Linked DNA regions of Mus musculus: regions 2 and 3 are each linked to region 1. The links are chromatin loops, found by intact Hi-C in ENCODE. Cell type or tissue: left cerebral cortex. All regions are shown on one strand.

Region 1 (8,000 bases):
ATGTTTTTATTTTGCTCACAGCCACACTATTTTAAGATAGTCAAGTGTTGCTGAAAGTCCAGCTGTCTCTGTCTTCCGGTCATTTTCTCTTCTTATGACAGACCTTGAACTTCATGGAGGGGAGGAATGCTGAGAAAAGAGTCAGGGGTTGGAGGATGGACTCATTGGCTAGAGTAAAGATGCTATGCAAACCCACCTTTCTTCTGTAGGTTGTTCTCTTTAGCAAACCTTATCGACAACGATGTGACTACTGATAACAAAAACAGGAGGACACACTGTGATGCTCAAAAGGCCACCAGAAGACACCCAAAGCAACCTCAGAGCCAGGCTGTGGCTCCTGAATGGGAACAGAGTGTTCTCCTACCTGTGCCTGTCATCTGCAACCTGCCAGGTTGGGTTTGCCTGCCCAACTTTAGCTTCTTATCCTGGATGATGCTTATTTATTGAGCTCCTCTATATTTCTGGGTACCACTTATGGAAGCATGCCGCAGGGGTTACGCTTAATAAATGGCAAGTAATCTAGGAGACACAAGAAATCCACAAAATACAATACCATGATTATTATTATTTTGTTTGTTTGTTTGTTTGTTTTGTTTTGTTTTGTTTTGGCTTGGTTTTGGTTTGGTTTGGTTTGGCTTTCCCCTTTTGTTCCTTCCAAGATCCAATATAAGAAAAATGTGTTCCTTTTTAAAGCCTTATGTCTTAGTTAACAGAAGTATAAACATTTAAAAAATGCCTTTCCCCCTTGTCTCAATTTAGCACATAAAATAAAGACAAGATGCCAATAATATCAAGGCATTTTGCCAGCCCTGCTGAATATCTGAGTATGGTGCCTATCCCAGACACTCTTCCAAGATACCATCACCAGTCTGCTATAGCTCTCAACCTCCTGGCTAAAAGATCAAGCAAGCATTCTGTCAGCAAGGTGAAAAATGCAGCAGAAGTGAAGCCTGGGGACATTTAGGCTGCATAAGGACTATTAGAGGAGGAGATAGAGTCAGCCCTACAGTGGGAATCAAGAGTAGACTGACTCCTCAATGGTGTTATCCAGGACTCTGCTCAGGTCGTCCCTGCCTGACACCAGCCTTTTCCCTCCTAGGATGCAGATGTGGGGGGGTGGAGGCACAAGGAACACTGGCTTACAAAGGTATTTGGTTTCTCTCTTAGCAGTTTGCATGATTTGAAAAATATGTCATGCAAACCAAAGTGCAGACTCCTTAATTGCCACTGAGTACGAAGGGTCTGCTGGGGACGCAGATGGAAGGTTCAGTGGCTCCACGGTCAGGGCAGAATTTGAGACCTGCTCTCGTTTTCATCAACTCTTTGTGCCAAATAATACTCTACTCTGAGAGAAAAACATTAATCACACACACACAAACACACACACACACACACACACACACACAAACACACACACACACACACACACACACACACACGAGGGGAGGAGAAGGAGGAGATATGTTTTGCCTTTCCCCAGGAATAGGGAATTAATTTCTTGTAGTCATATACAAACATTCTGGGGCTCCAGACACTTGTCTTTGAAGAGTCCGCCTCTGTATTTTGATAACTAGCCACTTCTGGCAGATTCCCACTCATTCCAAACTAGCAAGCACAAAGAAATGCAGTCTTTCTCTATAAAGGTTTGTTTCATCTTTTCTTGTCTGACTTCTTTGTGTTGTGCTTTCGGGTTTTTTGGCTTTTTTTTTTTTTTCTTCAGTTTATGTTGTCTTTTCTCCACCTGTGTCTGAACACAACTTCTGTCTCCTGAAGTCATACAGCTTGTTTACCTAGAAGCTAGGTGAATCTTTGGAAGGCAGCACGCCCACAATGTTACAGAGAGTGGTACCCTAGCCCTTCTGAGGGGCAACAGCAGCCTGATAGTTTGTTTCTGTGTCAGAACAATAGTGACAAGACAGCAGAAAGCGATGCTGAGCTTCTGAGCTCCGGGCATGATCCCGGGCAGAGGCATCTGCAAAGGGTCTGAGCAGGACTTTAGGGACACACACTCTTTATTCTGATGGTTCAGGAGTTAGAGACTTACAAAATTCTCTGTAGACACCTGACCCAGCACAAGGCTCTTGGAGCTGGACACAGTTTCCTGCATAGATTCTATATTCAATCTATTTGTTTTCCAATGGCTAAGCTAAATAGGAGAACCTAAAAGACAGACCCACTCTTCTCAATGTGGAATAATTTTACTGGAAAATAATTCTCCCCACTTGGAATTGAACTTTGAGCAGAGAGATGGCCCTTGACCCCTTTGCATAAATTTCAGGTTCGAACCCCAAGCCCAGACACACTCAGCCGAAAAATCACCCAAACAAAAGCAGTCTTTAGACATCCAGAGTAGCACGCTAGCCCAACTTAGTGGTTCATGTAAAAGCAGGAGCCTCATCTTCCAGTCATCTTACTGTAGCAATCTGAAATTTTCTGACAGAGCCAATGTTTTTGTCTAGTCACTATGTTACAGGCCCTGCTTTTCTCGTACTTCACTCCATAATTTAAAAAGAGAAAAAAAAGGTATAATAATAATTCCAAAAATTAAAATTATTTTTCCTTGAACATATTAAGACAAGCACCTAGCTTCTGATTGCACAACCGTATTTCCTTCCTCTTTATAATATATAGTACTGAAATTCCAAAGGTCTCTGGTACATTTCAGCTGTCGCCTCACGTCAAAACTATAGAGTTCAGCTATAAAAGAATATAATAAATTTAACCTGACCTAACTGGGGATTTTTTTTAAAAGCAGTCTTTTTTTTTTTTTTTTTTCTTATTCTGGTTGTTGTTAATTGTGTATCTTTGAGCTAAGGTCCCTATGCCCACCTACTGATTGTATTTTGTTTGTTTTGTTTTGTTTTGTTTTTTGTTGTTTGGTATTGCCAGTGTACAATTGTGAAATTACCAAGGCTTAAATGAGAGCACTCACAGGGACTTTGAAGTGAAGTGGAGCCTTGGTAGAAAACACAATGCTAAGGGAAACTTGAAACCGGCTTCTGAAAGGCAACTCCATGGCCAGAGAACCCAGATCTGTCCAGGGCCTCTGTCTTAGAGGCCGGCCCCAGGGAATCTTCTCCAAGTGGTCTTCAAGCTGCCCCTTGGCCTCCAGGCCCTTGGGCTCCAGCCACTGGCCGTTTTGCGCTCCTGCGTGGGTGGGTGTGCGTTTCGCACAGGGAAGCAAACTAGCGCACTCGGGTTCAAATGTAATCAATGTTTTTGTTTTGCAGCTTTGTAAAATGAGTCTTTGTTAGCCGAGCTCATGTTGTTTCTCCGACACCCAAAGAAATCCCTGGCATCAGAGTGCCCCCAAAAGGCAGCCGGGGAAATGAGCCGGGGCGCTCTGACCTTTAGCGAGACAGCTAAGGTTATGCACATAACATTTGCTTGTTTACTCTGCAAAATAAGCAACGAGTTGGAAACTCCGAGCCTCTGCCCGCGCGTCCACGCACTTAAAAACACAACAACACGAACCAGGCTGCCGGGCTTCCCAGCTCGGCTGTACAGCGGCTGTTATCTGCTTTGCTCGCTTCTAGCCCGATGCAACTTTAATAACAGGAGCCAAGACTGCTCAGAAAATCACAGCTGTAGCTGGAGGCCAAAAAAAAAAAAAAAAAAAAAAGAAAGAAAAAGAAAAAGAAAAAAGAAAAAAAAGAAAGAAAAAAAAAGAAAATAAAAAAAGAAAAGAAAGAAGAAAATCCACGAGAACGAGGCGCACCCCCCACCCAGATTCACCTAAGAGCAGGATGGCACTGGGTTGGAGGGGGCAAGGGCCACTCGATCAATAGCCGTAAAGGGCTGGTGGCCACTGGTCGTTTTGATGGATATGACTGTAAAAAAAAAAAAAATATTAAAAAAAAAAAGTCCAGATCGGTTCACAGTGGACCTCAAACCATGTCAGCTAAAACCAAAGAGACAAAAAGTGACAGCTGCGGAGAGTGCACTGCAGGCAGTCAACAGCGCCTGTGATTTATCGTTCCATCTGCCTTGCCGCTGTGAGGACAAGTTCCCCCTGATTTGGTTAAAATGAAAAGGACCTCAGAGAACGCAACGTGGGTTTTGAAAATGTGCAGAAACTTTTTTTTTTTAATTTCCTGATTTATGTCCCTTTTCCCTTTTTAGAAAGTCTGCCTGCCCAGGAGCTCAGCAGGAGTCGGGGGTATGGGGGTGTTGCACTTCCACCCTCCATTCCAGTGATGTTGGGGTGCAGGACATAATGTCCCAATCCTGGCCTCGATGGCACAGTGTGGAGACTGTAAGGACTATGGCTTGAAAGCCTCCAGGAGCTCTGAGAGGCTCTTAGACCCCAGATGCACCCAGTCCCAAAGGGACAGCAGGGCCACCAAAAGGAAATCCAGGGTTCTGAGTCTGGCTACACACTTTCTCCTCAGCTCTCCCAACCTGTGAATCCTTGGAAGGTCCTCCTTCTGCTGTCGGATTCTAATAAAAGTTTTATGCGGGTCAGCACATTTTCAACCAATTTCCCATGACAAGGCCTGTTGGTTTCGGTGGTGCGTGGATACTGGTGAGCTCTCCTGTCTCAGGGGCCCTGACCCCGGGCATGCACTTCCTGGCTGGGGGGTTTTAGGCCTCTCTTAGGTCCGACCTGGTGTCAAAAACTGGCCTGTCTTCTGTCTCAGGATGTTGGCTTTACCTCTCAAGTGTTTCCTGAATTTTTGAAAATTCTTTCTCTGGCTGCTTGTCCATTGTGGCTTAATGCTCAAAAAAATATTTACTTTTTTCTTTTAGTTTTGAGATAAAGAGGAGGGAGAGAGGAAGGGGGTGGTGAGAAGGAGGCAGGGGAGAGAGCGAGAGAGCAAGGCTTGGCAGCTACTGGATAGGAGAGCCTGCCTCCAGGGGCCAGTCTCACTCTTGGGCATGTTTCTGTCAGGCAAGGGTCAACATGTTTTACCTCTTTTTTCATTATTCAAAATAAGTACTGATGTTATGTTTTAGCTATTTAAAAGCCAGCTGCCTCGTTCATTTCAGAGACTTCTCCTGGTATGAGTGGATGTGGTAATAGCTGGTCTGTGTATCGTCTTTCACAAAATCTTGCCTTTCAGAGCCTCGGTCTTCAAATGATATCAATCAAAATTTATGCAATTCAGAATCCATATGTATAGGGTCCCAGTTCACCTCATTTAATGATAACTGTAAACCACATGTTGTGTACATGTCTAAAACACTTTTCTCCTTCTTGGCTGTGGTAACCCTAGGGGCGCTCGGCTGCGTGCAGCTTGCCCAACTGCACAGCATCAGACATTGATTAATACTTGGCAACAACGGAAATCTTGAATAATAAAATGGTGAATGAGGTAAATGCAAACTAATAAAACAAGGTGAGTGTCAATAATATTTGAAGATGTATGTTAATGTAAACAATCTAGCAAGACCTGAGAGGCTGGGAAAGGCAGCTAATACAGATGCTGCTCAGAATCGGCCCTTATTAAACTGCCTTAAAGTTGATCTGCACTCGAAAGCCGTGTGGTGACGTGTGGAAAATAAATGATTTGTACTGGCTGGGTTAAGGGGTGGAAGGGGACTTCGGCCCCTCACCCCTACCTGGCCAGCTCCAGAGGGGGCCTGTTGCTTCTGCCCTTGTGCTTGGAGCAGAGAGGGAGGAGGAGGGGGAGACTCCTAAAATGAGTCAGTTATTATCATGCCTAGGTGAGAGAAAAAAAATTAAAGTAGGATTTTAGAGACTTCATTTATATTAGCTTTGAGACCTGGTCATAGAAGGCTTGGAGTGATTTTTATTGTTGTTTTTGGTGTTGGTGGGTTGGATTTTTGTTTTGTTTTGCTTTTTCTTTTCTTTTCTTTCTTTCTTTCTTTTTTTTTTTTTTTTTGAGAAATACTTGGATAAGTGGTTCGGTGGGGCTCAGTTTATTGTGTTTGTCAGTTCCTTCAGATAAGCATCTCAGATTCATGAGAAGCCCGTTTCCACCCACACAGAGATGAACTCCTTAAATGAAGAAATCCTTTATCCGATCTATTTTTATCAAAAAAAAAAAAAAGCAAACTTGGTCACTGTTGGTAGTTGCGAAATGTGTTCGCCTCTGACAGGGCGCATTATTTACTTCAGGTTTAATATACGTTACAAATAAGATTTGCTTTCCTGGAAAGGCAGTAAACATTTGGCAAGGGGAGAGCCAAGCATTTTCCTTAATTTGTTTTGGCAAATCTGAAAAATGGAGGTCGTTACACACATTTCTGCATTCCAAAAGCAGAACAAGAAACACATATTTTAAGAAGATTGCAGTTATAATTAAACATAGCACAATGTGGTAAGGACCCAGAAGACACAGAGCTGTGCTGCATACCACCCTCAGGACTAGGACCGGGGGTAAAGGAACTGAAAATTCGAGATGCAGAATCTCCAAGCAATTCTTTTGGAAATCCTTTTCTTAAAAATCCAAGGGGACATCGGTTATCCAACGTGGAATGCAATGGGTCCCTTTTCCCTTGGAAGGGGGCATCCACCTGTGTGGATATTCGATTTTTTTTTTGGTCATGTGTTATTCAGGGTTTATATGGACATTGATGCTGAAAAATTAAGTACACGTTTGTTTTGATTAACTGTGATCAGTTCTTAAAACCACAAAGTGAAAACCTCAGCTCTCACCGGCCACATCTGTGTCTTCCTTCCCTGCCCGCCAAATGAGCCACGCCGAGGCAGGAAAGCTGTTGACAAATTAATACTTTAAGAAAATAAACTATGGTCTTGTTCAACACAGGGCAACTTTATCCTGATTAATTTGTGTTGGAGGCGCTCCAGCCCCCGTTTACAAAGCCCCGCAGTTTGTACAAATGTAATTTCCTAATATTTACAGGAGGAAAAGCCTCAGCGGTTAAGCTTCGCCTCCAGTGTGAGTTTTGTGGTTTGTAAAAAGACAATAAAAATACAGAGAGGTAATTGTAAGCACATTTGAAAAAGAAATGGAAAAAAAAAAAGAAGAAGGATTTTTTTCCCCTCCCTCTTCTCCTGCTTGCATAGCCCTATAAAAACAGGCTGTGTGTGCAGGGAACTGGTAGGAATGGACAGCCAGTGTACACGGAGCAAAGTCTTAAGTAACGGAACACCTAATACTTAATAACGTATCCGTGCAACTGAATATCGCTAACAAGCCCACAGAACACCCACGGTTGTTCTTAGCGTGACTCTTCCACATGCTGACACAATCCATCTCTGTTGGTCTGCACTGTCTTGTCGTTTTATGCTTTTATTTATATTGAATGTTAGGCACTTGTCTGATTTAATAAATGTAAGAGAAAAAGAAAAATGCAGTTGTAATGTGTTGCTTTGTTCTGAGAATATTAAAAAAATAACCTTTCGTTTTAATGAGATTTTTTTTTCCTTCATCAGTTTACACAATTTTCCAGATGTAAAATGAGCTTTTGGCTGTAAAATATTTTATCACATTGTCTTACACAATAAAGATTAGATGTTTTCTCTCTCTCTCAACTGCACCGCAATTATTTTTTAGTGTTTGCAAATCATAATATCATTTAAAAACCATATTTTACACCTCATCTAAAATACTTTTATAGCTGTATGATGAAAAAAATAACATCTATTTAACTAGTCTTTTTAAGTGGCTGTTATGTGCTTTAGTGCAATTTCTCAGGAAAAGGCACAGCTACGTAAACTTAGCTTTCCTTGAAAACAATTCTCCCAAGCAAGGTCTTTGCAAAACCCCCCCAGAATTTAATTCCCCAGACAGGGAAGCCCAGAGTGCCAGAGTGTAAAAATAGTAGCCCTGTCATTTCACATTCATTAAGTGTGAAACTTGGAAATTAATAATGTAAAAATATGCTTTTTAATTAGTCTTACATTCTGCCCAATGTACTTAAATGGGATCAGCGGTTCCCTAATGATTTTTTTCTTAATAAAGTATTAGCCTGTGATGCGCTGAGGTTGACAGGTATGATAAACTGGAAAGTACTTTTGGAGGCGTATGAATGATACCAAAATAGTACTCGCCCATTTAAATGTAATTAAC
Region 2 (8,000 bases), 1.3 Mb before region 1:
CCCTGCTCGGCACCCCCCGCCCGCCGCGTCGCCGCCACCGCCCGCGGTGGAAGGCAGCGCGGCGCGTGCGCACTGGCGCGCTCGCGGCCCGGCCCGTGGGCTCTCCCCGGAGGGCCGGAGGTGGGAACGTGGGGAGGCGCGGAGCAGCACACCTCCAGCCCGCCGCAGGCGACGCTGGCACCTCGCGGCCCCGGCGCCCGCCACGCCCGTCGGAGTAGAGGCTCGGCGGCTCAGGTAAGCGCTCTGCTCCGCGCGATCCCGTCGGGGGCTCCCGCCCCAGTGCGGTCCCGAAGCGGCCGCAGAGCCCGCAAAGTTGAACTTCGCGCGTCGCGGGCGGCGGGACCTGGGCGCCAGGGAGGGCCGCAGGGTGCAGGGGTGGGCTGTGCTGTGTGGCGGGGCGAGGGACACAGGATGCGGAGCCAGATCCTCGGTGCGCGAGGGTCTGGCCTCGCAGGGAACTTTTGTGGGGCCGGGGAGCGCGGTGGCAGCGGGCGAAGACTGAGGGAGGCTTGGCGGCTCGGGTGGCGTGACCATTCGGCTTTCTCTGGTAGGATCCCGGGAAGGCGAGCGAGGATCCCCATGGAGGGAAGAACAAGGTTTCGGGGCTTTAGTTGAAGTACCCGGATTTTTCGATCCCTATTCCACCCCCAGCCTCAGCAAAAGTGAGACCCTTGAGGAGAAGGCGGGGAAGAGGAGGGGGCGTGTCGGTGCCTGGATGAGAGCGCGGGAAGCAATTAAAACTCCTGCTTTCGGATTAACAACCCCAAATTGATCGATGTGTCAGGAATACCATTGATTTATGAAAGGTGCTTATTTCTCGGGTATGGAGAATTTTATGTTCTCCAGGTGAAACCGAGTTCACCCAGCTCCAGCGCAGATTGATGTTTTAATAAAAATAAATAAAGGGGAAAAGCTCGCCTGGTCTTTGGGGACATCAAGTCTCAAATCGCGGAGTTAGACTAACAAATCAAATTGTGTTATCCTTACATTTCGTGTCTTTTATTAATCTCGCCCCTAAAAATCGCAGGCAGGAGAGCGCCTTCATTTGGAAAGTTTTAATCTACTGTCTAAAACTTGGCATCACTCGCAAGCAATGTTTGATAAGCAAAAAGGCACGGGAGCGTCGGGTAATTGTGATAAGTGGCAGGCCTCGCGATGCAGGCGCGGGCGAGCGCGGGCCCCGCCGGCGGCAGGAGGTGGAGTGGGCTCTGAGGCGAGGGCGTCGGCGGCCTGAGCCGCGCAGCGCCCGTAGATGGCGCCCTGGCCCCACGCTAGACTCGCCAGTCGCCGCTCCACCGGGCGGCGCGCGGGCGGGGCAGTGGCGGGGGTGGGCGACACAAGCTCCACACTCGCAGTTCACTTGAACCGTAGAAGCAGCTTGGCCAAGCAGGAAAACCCAAATGACCCTTATTATTTTCCCTCTAGTTTAAGGACTGGCCAGTAGTTGTAGAGCTAGGGATCCTCAGGTCCAGGGGTCCCTGGGCAAAGTGTCATTTCCCAGGGACTCCTCCACCCATTACCCTCCGAGTGAGTCCCCATTTGGGGTGGCGCTGGCACAGGTAGCCTCCTCTTTCTGCAAAGGCAAGAGCCTGCTGACAGTGGCGTAAAGAGACCCTGTTGGCCGAGGGTCTTCGGATCGGTGGCAAGAACACCAACTTCAAAAGCGCTTAGACCGCTGGGGAGGGCGAGCCGGACGCCCAAAGGCTGCCCCCACCAGTGCTGTGGAGTTCCCTGCCCGGGCCTGTGCTGGCCCCGCCGCTGCGGCTGCCGCTGCTCTACTCTTTGCAATGTAAATTTCAGCGGGACAAATTGCTTATTAATAGTCTAGAAGAGAAGTCGGTTTCTTTCTTTCTTCTTTTCTTTATCTGTTTTTATTTCTGCATGGCCCCTAGCTATGCCCTGGGCAGCCTCGCCGCCCAGCAGTTTTCTCTTTATTTCAATATCCTAAAGAAAATGCAAATTACATCAGTGTGGCCTTTTTAAAAAGTTAAATTAGCAACAGCTTTAAGTGACTCCATTAGTATGGAAAACATACACACGTTTAATGTGGGAATAGCTTTCTTTTAGGAGGACTCATTCTAGTCCGTAAAATTTAGCAGACCCTCGGAGTTGATAAAGAATGTAGTCGCTGCAGAGCGTGTCGCCACAGGCATACCCGGTCTCACGGCCCACATCTGGCTTCCCTGGAGGAGCAATCCTGTTGCTGCCCGCCACCCAATACTCCTCCGTAGAAGCCCCCTGACCGTGAGCTAAAGGGTTTGTTCTTGCCAGGTGGAAGAGTTGACCATATCTGCCCAGGGGCAGTGAGCTTTCTTTTTCCTCTCAGCTTAGGCATCATCGCAGTTCCAGCATCTGAGTAGGTCTGGTTAACTCAAACCCCACTTCACCCATCTGCGCACAGGGATGGCAGTGTAGCGTCTGGGTTAACATGCATGGGGCAAGGAGTGAGAAAAGTAAGGGGAAGAGAGCATGCCCTCAATGGCTGTCAAAGGCCACCCTTCTGGGTCCACCCTCATCCCGTTCCCAACTCCTTTAACTGGCGTTTCAATACGGAATTCTACTGGCAAACTTTCGAGGGCTAGAACATGGCACCCATCAGCGTCCAGGAAAGAGTTAAGATTTATGGCTTGCTGGAGGAGTCTTGTTAAGATGTAATCTGCATTTTTAAACTACTGCGTAATAAAAAGTGAGAAGTTTTGAGACACCTTTCTTGATTATACCTTTGGCGATACTTTAGGTTTTACATTTAATTTGCATTTTGTTCTTAGAGAGTATTGAAGTCTTGAGTGGAGGATTGAATTTTATTAGGACATCTGGACTGACAATATCAAATCAGACACCAGTGTCCCAAAGCATGCTAAAATTTCAGAGTTAATTAGAACGCAGTGTGTTTAATTAAAGCCAATTATAATATCTGAAATTATCTGATCGATCCGTGTTTGTACTGTTTGGTTCTGTTTAAGTGTTGATTGGCGCACTTTGTGCGCTGTTCGATCCAAAAACTTCTCTAGGGAAAGTTTGCTTTGTAAATTGGCGCGGGCAGGCAGTGTGGACTCCGTGTCCCAGGCGCTGGTTCTGGGGCATCCAACAGGACCGCCTTTAGAGCACCGCTGAACGCAGCTAGGGAAATCCCAGCTTGTTGCTAAACCGCTGCTCCTTTTCGGGTCTGAGAGACCCCGCCACACACCAGCTGTCTTTCAGAGCTCCGTTGCTCCTCCAAAGTGCCCCCCCCCTCGGAGAGGCGACCTTTAAGGTTGTAAGGTGGGATGGGAGAAACCCAAGCTTCCGCGTGTTTGAGTTGGGATTCCCGGTGTGTCTGAAGAGTCCTCAGGACTCACTCCGAACTGTAGGGTCAGCCAAAGTGACCGAAGGAGATAGGGAAAAGTAAGGGCAGAGAGACAATAATTAACTGTTTGCCTTCTAATTTTGCACGCTGTTGGAACCCAGGCACACAACAGGCTCTTTTGGGCTCCATTTGAAGTCTTGGGGCTTCCCAGAGATACAGTTGAGCGAGTTCCTGGTCGTGTCTGCTGCTTCCGCGGGATCACTTGGCTGGCACCTTTCTCTCCAGCTAGGGAGTTTGCGTGGAGCTCGCAGCGCGGGCTAGGTGTCCCGTATTCTGTTCCGGGTGGCTCCAGAAAGCAGGCGCACGTGGGCAGCAATTAGGACTAGACGGCGGCGAGTGGTGCTTTCTACATGCCCTTGAGGTTATCAGTTCAGCAAGGCCTAGGTGCGTTGGCTGTCCAAGAGTCAGGAACCAGATGCTGGGATCCAGTAGGAGCGGAAGGGGCCACCAGTCCTGAGGCGGGTGAGCGCTCTAGCTCTCCTTTCTGCTGCGGCGCACTCCGCTCTCCCCACCCCAGGAGGCGCTGTTTGTCAAACTTGGTCGCCTCCGCAGGAGGCGCCTACACGTTTTTCACTCAGAAAATTCTTCTGTACCCGGGGTCGGGATTCAGGAACCTTAACTGTGCAAAATAAATATTGTGGGAGGAGGCGGCACAGAAAACCAGAACCTACGACCCTTGAGTTTTCACGTTTTTCTCTTGAACCCCACCGAGCTTCCTGCCCTTTAAGGCAGGGGAGAGGTGCGGGTTGTTGCGTCGCATGTGTCAGGTACTAGGTGCTCAGTTATTTATCTTCAAGGGCACAGGGATGCCCAACTTGGCCTTGGCTCCTGTTGCCAAAGGTCCATTTGGCTTACATTTTCTCTTGGAGAGAGGTGAAAGCATATTCTCTGGTCCCAGAAAGGAACCGAACCTGGGCCAGCTTCCTTTGCTGCTCAGGTAAACAGGTTGCAATTGCCCATGTGCGGAGCCCTTACATTTCTTCCGCTTACTGACTGAAGTGACCCTATGCCATCAGGTAGAACCCTGGCCTCGGCCAGGGACTGAATCGGTCAGGCAATTCCACCCATTCATAGTGCGAGAAATCTTAGTGCTCCTCTCCCAGCTTTTCGGGCCTCCAACCCCAAGGCATAGAACCAGCCCTGCTCTCCCTTTCGAAGTTCCTTGCAAACCCCTGCCTGCGATGATCCTGGAGGTTGGAGAAAGGCTCAAGGCCCAGCGACCCCGGGGCACCGAAGAGAGGAGGGCCGGCAGCTTCTGAAACTAAGCTCTGGAGGTGTGGACACAAAATCGCGGGACTTTGCCTCATTGCTCCTCACCCCTTCAAAATACCGAAGGCTCCAGTGACGTAACTAGGTAACCTGGGCCTGGAGCCCTGTGCCCCTAGAAGGCGCAGCTCTCACCGGAGCCTGTGTACCTCTGATACTCCCACGGCTGCTTCCAGGAATTTCTGGCTAGGGCTTCTCAACGCAGGAAATGAAGTTTATTACTTTTGGAAGGATGGTTGCGGCGTTGGCTGTCGAGCAAGAAAGAACACATATAGGGTACCCCGGACATCGGATAGGTGCTGCCTCTGTGGCACCTGGTGCCCTGTATCCCTAGTACCCTGCGATACAATTTAGTGAAAAATTCAAGGGGGTAGATCAGAAGCCAGAACCAGGTCACCCCTCCCCCCCTTCCAGGCCCTGCTCCACACCGAGTTGGGGGCAGGGAATGGAGGAGGGTGGGGAAGTGTCTTCCTGGCGCATACTGATCCGGGAGTGGGCAGGGAGGAGAACCTAATGGCGTGCTGCTGCGGCCAGGACACATAGTGCCCTGTGAGTCTGGAGGCAGGTCCTGGGAGCTTGGACCGTCCTCCAGATTTTAGGTGATGCCCACAAACAGAGGCTGAAGAGTTGACTCTCATGAGGGACCCAGAGTCGGGCTCCAGGAGCGGTGAGCGCTGTCTCTTTAAGGTCACTGCCTGCTCCGGCACGACATAGGGAGGACAGCTGGGCACTGGCCATCTGACTGACTCCGGCTTGACATCTGGGAGCCCACTGGTGTGTGGCACGCGAAGCGCTTGATGCTGCTATTTAAATGCAAATGTGAGGGGGCTCATTGAAGCCTCTCCCCGTAAATCCGCACAAAAGGAATACTTCCCACCCTCCAAGGAGGCGGCGGCGGCGGTAGCTCTAGGGCCACCCGTGCAAATCGCGTTGGGCGCGGGGCCCGGAGTGATCGCCGCCGCAGTCGCGGACCGCAGGGCCCACCGTAAAGGTCGAGTCCTTCCCAACCAGGTCCCTGGACGCCCATCTGACCTTTAGGAGAGGTCTGGGAGAATGGTTAGGTCACTGACCAGAGCGCGTCCGCGCAACTTCCAAAGTACCAGCCAGCTCTTGCGTACTCCCCTTTTGGATTCTGGCTGCCTGATTGTCCAAGGAACTGAGAGGGGTGGAGCAGGCTCCTGAGGGAGGTGCTCCCAGACTCTTGGAAGGCTCTAGGGATTTTGATCCGCAGCCCCTCCCCCACCCTCTGGCCTAGGTGCTCTGTCCCTCGCTGCCTATCAAATCGAAAATCTGAGGGTGGCATGGGGTGGGGGCTGCCCACCCAGGCTCCTCTGCAGCAGGCTAGGGTGGAGACCCTTCCTGGACGGCTAGACCTTGTGCTCACAGCTCAGAGCCAGCCGTAGAGTGACAAAAAAGATAAAGTTGGTGAATGATAAAGACCGTATTTTCCACGCTTTGGGTGCGCGACCAGATGATGTAGAAAATGAGCTGAAATGGATTCAGCCCCCGAGCCTGTTGTGAGACAGCTGATTCCCCCATTTCGGGCCAGATGGCTGCCGAACACAGATTTGCATTCATTTTCGCTTAATATCGTCCAAAATAGCGGGGCAGCTGCATTTGTTGTCAAAAAGGTTTAAAACCCCCTTTCTTTCTGGGGCAGGATCGTTACCTTATGTGATGGGCTTATGGAACTTTTTCTCCCCCTCTTTAGTCAACAGTATCAGATTTAGAAGGATTTGCTTTTAAACCTTCTAATTTGGTAATCAGATTTAAATCGCCTTGGCGCGTGTAATCTGAATTAAAGATACTGTAAATGATTTTAAGCATGACACTTGCCTTAGCGCAAGGACGGGCACCTCCAGCCCAGGCTGGACATTTTAGGAAGTGTGCTACAAAGCGAGCATTGTACCCCTTTCCCAACTTCATCTCTGCCTAAAAAGGCATTTAGCATATTCTGTCATTGACGCTGGCCCTGTCGCTCACCCAGTGTGAGCTCCCAAGCTTTGGAACACACAGAGACAAAGCATCTCTCAACCTCACCCTCCACCCATGGCCAACTTTATTCTGTGTTGTCTTTCCAGGAGCAAAGTGTTACCTCTTGCATGGGGGGTCTGATGTAAGTGGAAAATGCTGGGCTTATTAGGAATACAGAAATTTTCTTTTAATTTATCGTGAGGAGTTTCCATACACTTTGATTTAAGGTTATTAACATTCTATAGACAGTGGCATTTTTAATATGTGGCGATCGCTTCTAAAGACTAATCTCATTACCCTCAAATAGTCATAAAATATGATTTTATTATACTTACGTATTTAATTAGACGGCCGGCCCCGTAATGGATTTTGAGATGGGACTGGCGCAACAGCTTTGATAATTCACTTATCTTTGGCAATAGTCATTAACCCCCAACACCAGCAAAATAGATTGCTTTCCAGCACATCTTTTCTCTCACCCCTTCCAAGTAGCGTGTGGGGGGTCCCCAGATAACGTAAATCGGACTTCGATTTTCCCGATTAATTAAAATATTAACGCACACACACCACCAATTCACAAAAAAAGGAAGAGCTACCCCAGGCCCGGCGGGAAGAGGCTGCCCTGCGACACTTGCGCCCAGAAACCTTTTCTTTTTCTTCTTCTTTTAAAACCAGAAGGGCCTTATTTCTCGTGGCAGGAAAGAGCCTGGGACATCTCCAGGTCGTCCCTTGGGCCTCTGTCGCGCGTCGCACAGATCTCCTTTGGGTGGGCCGAGCGCCTGGGAACCGAATCCGGGCCTCCCGAGCTGGGCCTCCGAGCCCACGCGCTGCCGGCTCCCAGCTGCCCTCCCGGTTCCTCGAAACCAGGTCGGGAAGCCGCAGGGCGCGCGCTCACCCAGGCTGGGAGGCGCAGAGGGCAGGGTCCCTGGCGCCCGCAGTGTCTGCTCTGCTTTTCAGGCGGTTGGAGGTGGGGAGATCTGGCCACCGCACGGACCATGTAACAGGCTGGACACCAGCTCCGGGTCGCCGGAGAGGCTGAGCGCTCTTTCCGTCGGCCCAGAGAGGGCCCAGCCTTCTTTGTCACTGCCGCACCCAAGAACAGGCCAGGGACCCGAAACTCCTGTGGCCACCGGAGGGAGAGGGGGCATCTGGAGGAACCTGTCTCCGACGTGGACCCCGGCCCTGTATTCAGCAGGCTTTGCCGGGGTAGAAAGCATGGGACACCCAGCGGGGCTCAGATGTGGGCACACTGGCCCTTCAGCAGCCTTAGGTCTGCCTAGAAATCAGACTGAGCTGCGCCTCTTGCCCTGGTGGCGGCAGGGAGTGTGGATCCCTAGAAGGGGCATTAGGTACCCTCTTCTCCCAGCCCCTTGTTGTCCCTCCCTCTCCTGGAATCTCCTCCCGCGCGCCTTTC
Region 3 (8,000 bases), 210 kb after region 1:
GCCTCACTCTGTGAAGAACTGAAGTCTAAGAACAACCTATGAGGACTCAGTAGCCCCCTCAGCACCCAGATGAGAGCCTGGCCCTGCCAACATCTTGGGTTTGGCTTTGTGAATTCCTAAGGAAGTATAGAAAAGTGCACAGAGCTTCCAAATCCAGCTGGAAACCATAAGTGCATACTGTTTTAAAGTACAGAACTTGAGGCAACTTACTATACAGTAAAAGAAAGTTAATAGGTGTCTACTATCATGTAAGTCCCATATTCATAGAGAAAGGAGCCATTCCCTCCATAAGAGCATCAAGCCAGAGCCAAGGGCAGCTGGAATGGCCCAAAATAACATGGAAAAATCACACCGGCAAACAACAGCCCAGTGAGAAACGCAGGCACTGTCTGCTTTTCTACAGCCCACAAACTAAGAATGCTTACAACATTTGCAAATGGTGGAGACAATTAAAAGAAGAATAATATTTCATGACACATGAAATTTCATATATGAAATTCAAATTTCAGTGTCCATAAATAAAGTTTGGTAGGAACACAGGCACGTTCATTTATCAAATGTTGCTGATGGAAGCCTTCTCTTGCCAACATATGAATTGAGTAGTTGGAGCTGAGACAGCAGCAATAGTGGAGCCCGAGAACCCAAGGGACTTGCTCTTTTTTTCTTTTTTTTTTTTTTTTCTTTTTCTTTTGAAAGACAGGATCTCATGTAGCCCAAACTGTCTTCCTGGAGCTTACTCTACAGCTCACAGTGGACTGGAAATCCTGATCTTCTTGCCGCCCGCTGTCTGTGTCCCTAAGCCTGGCTTTTGTCGGTGTCTTTACAGAAAAGGTTGTGACCCTGAAACCCTGAGTTCTGACATTTAAAGAACCTTCCCAAGTATCACTGAGACCTAAAGACAGCACTAGCTCCTTACGCACACAGGACAAGAGTGGCTGTCCGGTGGACAAAGATATGGATATCACTGTCAATGGAGTCAGAGGACTTCTAGTATTTTTCTACACCACGTATTGTTCAGACAGGTAATTAATTTGCACATGTACACACATATACACTTCTGGTTTTAAGATTTATTTTAATTTCTCTTGTGTGTGTGTGTGTGTGTGTGTGTGCCTGTGGATATGTACTTGTTCCATGTGTATGTAGGTACGGGGGGGGGGGTGCAGAAGGGATTGTCAGATTTCAGAGTTCTGGGAAATGAACCTAGGTCCTTTTCAAAAGCAACAAATGTTCTTAACTGCTGAGCCATCTCCCCAGCCCCGGCACCTACCCTTTAGTACTAAAGAAAACAAAAGGTATTTGGTGGCTTCCAAAATTTAAATTATATTTAGATTAGGAATGATATTAGAAACAGCAACAGGATCTGATATTTTTATTCTGTGGATCATACCACCATGTAGAACTGTATTCTTTTGTCGCCTATGCATTCATTATGGAGGGAACTGTTTCAGTTTTTGTTTTTGTTTTGAGACAGGGCCTCAAATAACCCAGGCTGGTACTGAGCTTCCTAAGTACCTTGAACTCCTGCTTCACCTCCCAAGTGCTGAGATCTCAAGCGTGTGCCATACTGGGCATTTTGGAACTTCAGCATCAGATAAGGACAACCCCAAAGTCACTTTGTATGGAAAAAATAATAATTATTATTTGTTGGGAGCAGGAAACCAAGAAGGAGGGAGCTCAGCAGAGCTCCAGATATCCAAGAATCCACCAAAGAAACATCTGAGGAGGAAAGAGTACTTTAAAACAAAGAAAAATCCCTTTCTCACTGGACTCAGGGAAGTCCAAGACTCATTTCTTAAAACCTTTACATCTTATCATTCGACTGTTACCCTGGGATTGCCAAATGAAATGCCCAGGGATCAGACCCAGGCAGACAGTGAGGTCAGAAGTTATTCTCTTCTGTGAAGAGTACAAAAGACATTTTGTAAAAGCCAGGCCCAAAGAAGGAAAAGAAAGAAGTCATGCAGAGAGGCAACACATACAGAGACGTGCTTCATGCAAAATTTCAAATGGCTTGGTGACAGCTCTGAGAACCTGTCTGGGGATAATTTTATGGAAAAGCAGTCACAATGATATCAATTAGGAGAGCAAGAAGGATGCCTGCTCTGTCATTTCGGTGGGAGAATGGCTGTTGATTTTCCTTGGCATGCTCCTCACAGGCACTTTGAAGACCTTTCAGCTGAGAAGGGAAATCCACACAGTGACAGGTCCCCCACATGTTTCTCCCAGCGGTTACAACTCCATCTTTCATCCTTTGCTAAGTGGGGCGCTCAGAACATGTGTCAGTGCCGGCTGTGTCTCCTTTGAGGCCCCTTGGGTATCCTCGGGGTATCACTGAGCACAGCCCAGCATCCCCTTTCTTTGGCTTCCGGTTCCTCATCCATACAGTGGGAAGCCTTGCCTTCTCCGTGGAGCTTGGCCAAAAGAAAGCTGAAAAAACAAAACAAAACATACAAAAACCCGGAAAACAAAAAACAAGCAAACAAACAAAAAAACAAAAAACAAAAACACCCAAAGTCTAAAGCACCAATCAGGAAGATTCCGTTAGTCTCTGAGTTACAACTGAAAGGCCAGGTGGGTCAGAAAGTACATCTGTGCGAGAGAGCGAGTCCACAGTCACACAAGGTCACTCAAAATACATTTGCTACCTGGAAGGTAGGGAGTGACTGCGGTCCCCATACAAGCAGACCAAGTGCCTTTTCTAGCTACCAATATCCAAGGAAAACGTGAACAACCTAGAATCAACTGCCGTCTCAAACCAGAGGGGGGCGGGGGGAATGCCCACAACTCAATTAAACTATATCGGCACAATCCCCAAGATAAAACCAGATAGAAAAAAATTAGGGGTGGAGGGACAAATGTAGAATGCCGCATCTGTTTCTCAGGCCCCTCGGTACTAGAAGATCTGGCTGTGGTCTTCACTTTGTGCAGCAGAAGAGGGCAAACCTGCCTGCAAGTTGAAGCTCCCACGGGCAAGAGCAAGTGTCTTCACCGGTAAGTGCTGTTGTGGGCTGGTGGGGGCTAATACGCTATGAATAGAGATGTTTTAAATGTATTAAACATTGCCCCCCTCCTTTTTTTCCCCAAGATTACACTGACAGAGCCTTCCTTAAACATTATTTGAATAAAGCCTCATTACTCACAGTCCAAAGAAGTTCATTAGGAAGAGATGGCTTTGGAAAGGAATCAAGAAGCTTGCCTTTCTTCTCAGCAGTGAATTACATTAGCTACTTCCCAGTTATTTAAACCTTGAAATAAAAGATGTAAACGCCGCAGTGACATCTTAAGATCATTGCGGAGGCCGGTCTTGCATGCACAAAAATGCCCAGCTGGTCTACAGATAAAACAGATTGATAATTAGTTGCAAAATGTAACATTTCATCAAGAATATTTTGAATAATCCAATTTATCTTTGTCAGATATGCAGCACATATTTTTCTGGGGAGCAGCTTTGTTCTTTAACATAATATTATAATTTCAGGCTGCTAATGAAGGCGCCCGCCGGCCGGCCGGGCCTTGATGTGTGGCGTGGCGGGGAGCGCGCCGCGGCCCGGGGACCGGTGCGCCTGAGCTCGCCGCGCCCCGCTGCCGCCACCTGCCCGCCACAGTGTGGGCTGCGAGCTGCGGGCCTCGGGCCGCGGGCGATCAAAGGGCCGGCGGGCAGCGGGGAGGGCGCCCCTGGCGGGCAGAGCGGGCGGCGGCGGGCGGGGGGCTCCACCGACTTGGCTTCTAATTAACCGATGGAAAGGCGCCCTGGCAGCCCGGGTGGTGATCACAGAGGCAGGCATAGTTTGGTGCAAGCTAGCAGGACCCGGGGCTGTCCCTGCTGGGGTCTACTTGAAGAGGGAGGGGCAAGGACAGTTTGCTGATCATAGGACTCTCGGATGCAACTTGCTTCAAAAATACAGCCATCATGAATTCCCAATGCCTGTGACACCTAGGGTCCACATGCTGGTCCAGCCTTTGAGGTGTGGGGCATGGTTCCTGCTTGAAACCCCACATGAGAGAGAGTAACCATGCTCCCTTGTGGAGGCCCAGGCCTGTGCAAGAGGGAGTCTCCCCTTAACTGTGAAAGACCCCCTTGCTATTCTAAAGACCTTGGTTGTAGTGTCCAGAAATGAACTCAGACAGGCCTTTCTCCAGGGATCTTATTTCCCACAATTCCACCCGCGTGGCCAGAGGCCAGGTCTATACTGACTCAATTTGAAAGCCCCATTCCAAAAGATGCTGAAACTGGCAAGGCAGAGCAAACCTTCCTCTTAAGAATGTCCTTACCTATATTTGCTCAAATGGATCCCAGGTACAAACTCTGTGTGCAAAACCTTTATATCTCTTAGAAGTTATCATTTTAACTGCATGTGCAAGCCTGTTGCAGTTGGGCAATATTTTGTATTTTCTGTCTTAACACCAAAAATGAAGTCTCATAGCTCAGAAATTGGTTAATAACCTGTTCTGATACCCAAACTCCCCTGAGCAGTGTGTAATGGGCATTCATTAATGTGGCTCGTCTCTGTCCCCTGTGGTCTTCAGCCAGCCCAGAGGAGACCTGGCCCATGACCTTGGTGTCTTCATGGAGGCTAGAACGGGTGGCAGTGACTAAACCCACGATGTCTCAGGCAGCTCTTAGTTCAGCCAGAAAACCCAGCATGAGCTGAGAAATTCTTCAGATGGAAGCTTGAGTCTGGAAAGGGAGGAGACCTTCACTGTGGTCATAAGTTTTGCTTGTAGGAAAATGTCAAAGACTCAGCCACTAAGGACCTGCAGAATGGGGGAGAGACCTTTAAGGCTGGTCTCCCTTTTCTTTTCTTTTCTTTTGTTGCTTTTGTGTCACAGCAGGGGATTTAAAAGGCTTCTCTGTGGGTGTCCCATCCCGTGTGGAGGAATGTGTCATTCCAGGCTTGTGTGAGAACCAGGTACAGCTCAGAATGTACACAGCTGCCAGGCCCATTGGGATCAGGGAAGAGGGACCACAGAGACCAAGGCTACACATATCCTACAGATTAGAACCCAGCTCGATAAAATCTGTGTGAGTCTCTGCAAGCAAGTAAGCACTTGCCCTTCTCTTTCCCTAGTCTTTGAATGCACTCTGGCATCTCTGTGACCACAGGACCTGATACCCAGGAGAGCCTGATGCTTGTTGCAGGGTGAGTTTGAATAGCCTTATGGGTACTGGGTAAAAATGAGCTTTCATTCTTGAACACACACACACACACATGTTTAGGAAGAAGTTTTGTGTCAGTATGACCCTCCTTTTTAGTAAATGTCTACTATGCCCCTAAATAAAAGGTCTCTTCTATAGATGCCTCCTTGGGACCCCAGTGACTCCCTGTCTCCTGCATCTTACCTTCTTCTTGGGTCCCCCCAAAAAATGAAGTTAGGGTTAGATAAACGAAGCCATGTGCTGTGGTCAGGATATGGTTTGTCCCTGCCAAAATTCACATGGAGGCTTAATTCCCCAGTGTGAGAGCATGAGGCAATGGAGTCTTTAAAACTCATTTGGGTTCATGAATTGAGGAGCCTTCCCTCATGATGGATTAATGATCCTCTCCAGAGATAGGGTTAGTTCTCTCAAGACTGAATAGGAATGGATTGTCATAAAGAGTTTGGCTTCCTCTACTGGCCCTCTTTTTTACTCTCTCTCTCTCTCTCTCTCTCTCTCTCTCTCTGATATACAGATACACATACACACATGCACACACACTCACATACATACTCACACACATATACATACATACACACTCACACATACACACATGCTTACCTACTCACACATACTCTCACATACTCACACATACACACACACATTCACACAGACCTGCACACATATTCCTGCACACTCACACACATCTGCATACACACACACACATACACACACACACACACCATCACCACCACCATCACCACCACCACCACCACCACCACTACCACCACCACCACCACTACCTTTAAACCTCGCTTTCACACAGATGCTGGGATAAGAACCCAAACCTGTACATTAAGCACTTTACTCACAGAGCCATCTCCCCAGCACTGATATTTTTTTAATGTGAGCTAAAATGAAAATATTACTTTTGGAGATCCCAAGAAAGTTTTAGTACAGATCTTGAAAGGTCTAATATGAGAATACTAAATTCTTCCTTAAGGTTAGTAATTGTGTCTGTTTCCCTTTCTAGGCACAAATTTCCTCCAAGACGATGGGATGGCTTGATATACTTCTGTCAGGAGTACCCACAAACCTTTACTGTATAAAAAAATAGTCTCAGGATACCTCCTGCCTAATGTGAGGATGCCTCAAATGCGGCCACTGATGGGCATTCCTCAAACATAAAAAGACGAGCTGGCAGGTGCCTCCAGAGTCCCTGCCTCTGAGTCATCCCCCCCCCCCTTCTCTTAGGATCACACTCCCTTCATGGCAAAGACTGAGAACACTTAAATATGTTGGCGTTGTTTATAAAATTGTCACTCAGTTGGCCAATAACATAGGAGAGGCTGGTGAAGGTCGAAGTTCCTTGAAAAGCTTTGAGAATGTTCAGCACTAGACTCGGTATGAGTGATGATTATGCAGGAAGACTCAAGAAATGCTTTGCATTGCCCTGTTACACAGGCCCCACCCTCCTCTGCACCTGGCCACGGGGCTTCCTGATCCAGAGCGTGGAGCGCGCTCCCCTTCTCGCCCTTCTGGTGAAATCCCATAGAGTTCTCAAGCTCCAGATCAGACTTCTGCACCCCTGGGGTGGCTTCTTCCTCTGCACCCCAAAGCAAGTTACACCAGGGGCTCCCCCTGAGCACAAGCAAACATCAGCTAGGTATCATCTAGGAGGCTGATGTGTGTCCCTCCGTCTCATGAATGAGATGGCTGTGTTTTGTGGAGATGAGGAAATACATCTGTTACGGTGGCCTCCCCGGCACCTGCCAACATCATACACAGGCAGTCCCCAAATTTGCTGGATGGGAAAATACAGAGCGTAAGTGGGGAGAGGAAAGGAGAGAAGAAGGGAATTTGTTTCTGTCTGCCCATCCATCTGTCCGTCTGTCTCTGTACGAGTATGCACATGTACATGCTGGTGTGCACAGAGGCCAGAAGAAGACATTAGATTCCCTGGAGCTGGAGTTCTAGGAAGTTGTGAGCTACCCCATGTGAGTGCAGAAAACTAAACGCTGGTCTTCTACAAGACCGATAAGAGAGCCCTTAACCACTGAGCCCTCTCTCTAGCCCTGGTTCTGTTTGGGTTTTTCAAGACAGGGTTTCTCTGTGTAGCCCTGGCTATCCTGGAATTCACTCTGTAGACCATGCTGGCCTTGAACTCAGAAATCTGCCTGCCTCTGCCTCCCAAGTGCTGGGATTAAAGGCATATACCACCACTGCTCCGCCCTGGTTCTATTTAATTTTTGCAAGTTCATGACTGTGAAGGGCTTTATATTAATTTTTAAGTCTTTAATCTTATTAGAGGCAATTTTTCATAAAATTTATTTATTTATTTATTTGAGTGTGTGGGTGTTTTGCTTACTTGTATGTCTGAGCACCACATGTATGCAGCACCCATGGGTGCCAGAAGAGGATGTCAGAGCCTTTGGGACTGTAGTTACAGGTGGCTATATACTGTCATGAGGGTGCTGGGCAGGGACAAGTATCATTGACCACTGAGCCATCTTCTCTAGTCCCCAAAATTTACTTATAAGATGAAGACATTTTAGATTTCTCTATCCCTTATCCCCAATTACCCAACATTTAAAGCCTAAATCCAAATGTCTAAGCTTGAAACTCTAAGAATGCAGGCCAATAACCCTTCTAGGGACAAGGTAGGAGCTTGGGCAATCTGGGCATAGATAGAACAGTGGGTGTTGTAGGTCGTCTCCAAGTTCAGAAAGGGAGGAGAAGAGGAGAGAGGACAGCATCTCAGTAGGAAGGTTCCTGGGAGAAGGACTAGATCAATATGAGCACTGACACCCCAGGCAGGGACCAGTTACAGGGGCAGAGACAAGCAAGGACTAGCTGGCCA

Evidence for each region. Hi-C counts contacts between places; a loop is a spot of excess contacts. Peaks named below come from ENCODE experiments on the same cell type or tissue, not always from the same donor. Only the 100,000 strongest peaks of a DNase experiment are listed, where the experiment ranks them.
Region 2: a loop joins it to region 1, with 4 times the contacts of the local background. A loop is called at or near these places in 12 of 42 quality-filtered maps.
Region 3: it touches region 1 in a loop (3-fold over the local background); 3 of 42 quality-filtered maps call a loop at or near these places.

The regions. Positions count from the first base shown.
Region 1 is chr7:136,056,052-136,064,051 of GRCm38, reverse strand. All of the region lies in intron 1 of Gm51502 (predicted gene, 51502), which reads right to left. Among named protein-coding and RNA genes, the nearest start is that of Gm51502, 12 kb to the right of the region's middle. In left cerebral cortex, a CTCF peak has its summit at 3,314; a DNase peak (open chromatin) is centred at 3,321; H3K4me3 peaks cover 640 bases; H3K27ac peaks cover 566 bases.
Region 2 is chr7:137,314,921-137,322,920 of GRCm38, reverse strand. It overlaps a transcript of Ebf3 not described here. Among named protein-coding and RNA genes, the nearest start is that of Ebf3, 4.5 kb to the right of the region's middle. In left cerebral cortex, CTCF peaks have their summits at 1,257 (motif pointing right) and 3,873; DNase peaks (open chromatin) are centred at 3,808, 6,578, 7,630, 7,853 and 1 more place.
Region 3 is chr7:135,849,334-135,857,333 of GRCm38, reverse strand. It overlaps 6330420H09Rik (RIKEN cDNA 6330420H09 gene), which reads right to left and starts at 3,215. Exons shown (of 2, transcript NR_166518.1): 1 at 3,144-3,215; 2 at 1,358-2,430. In left cerebral cortex, a CTCF peak has its summit at 3,714; a DNase peak (open chromatin) is centred at 3,559.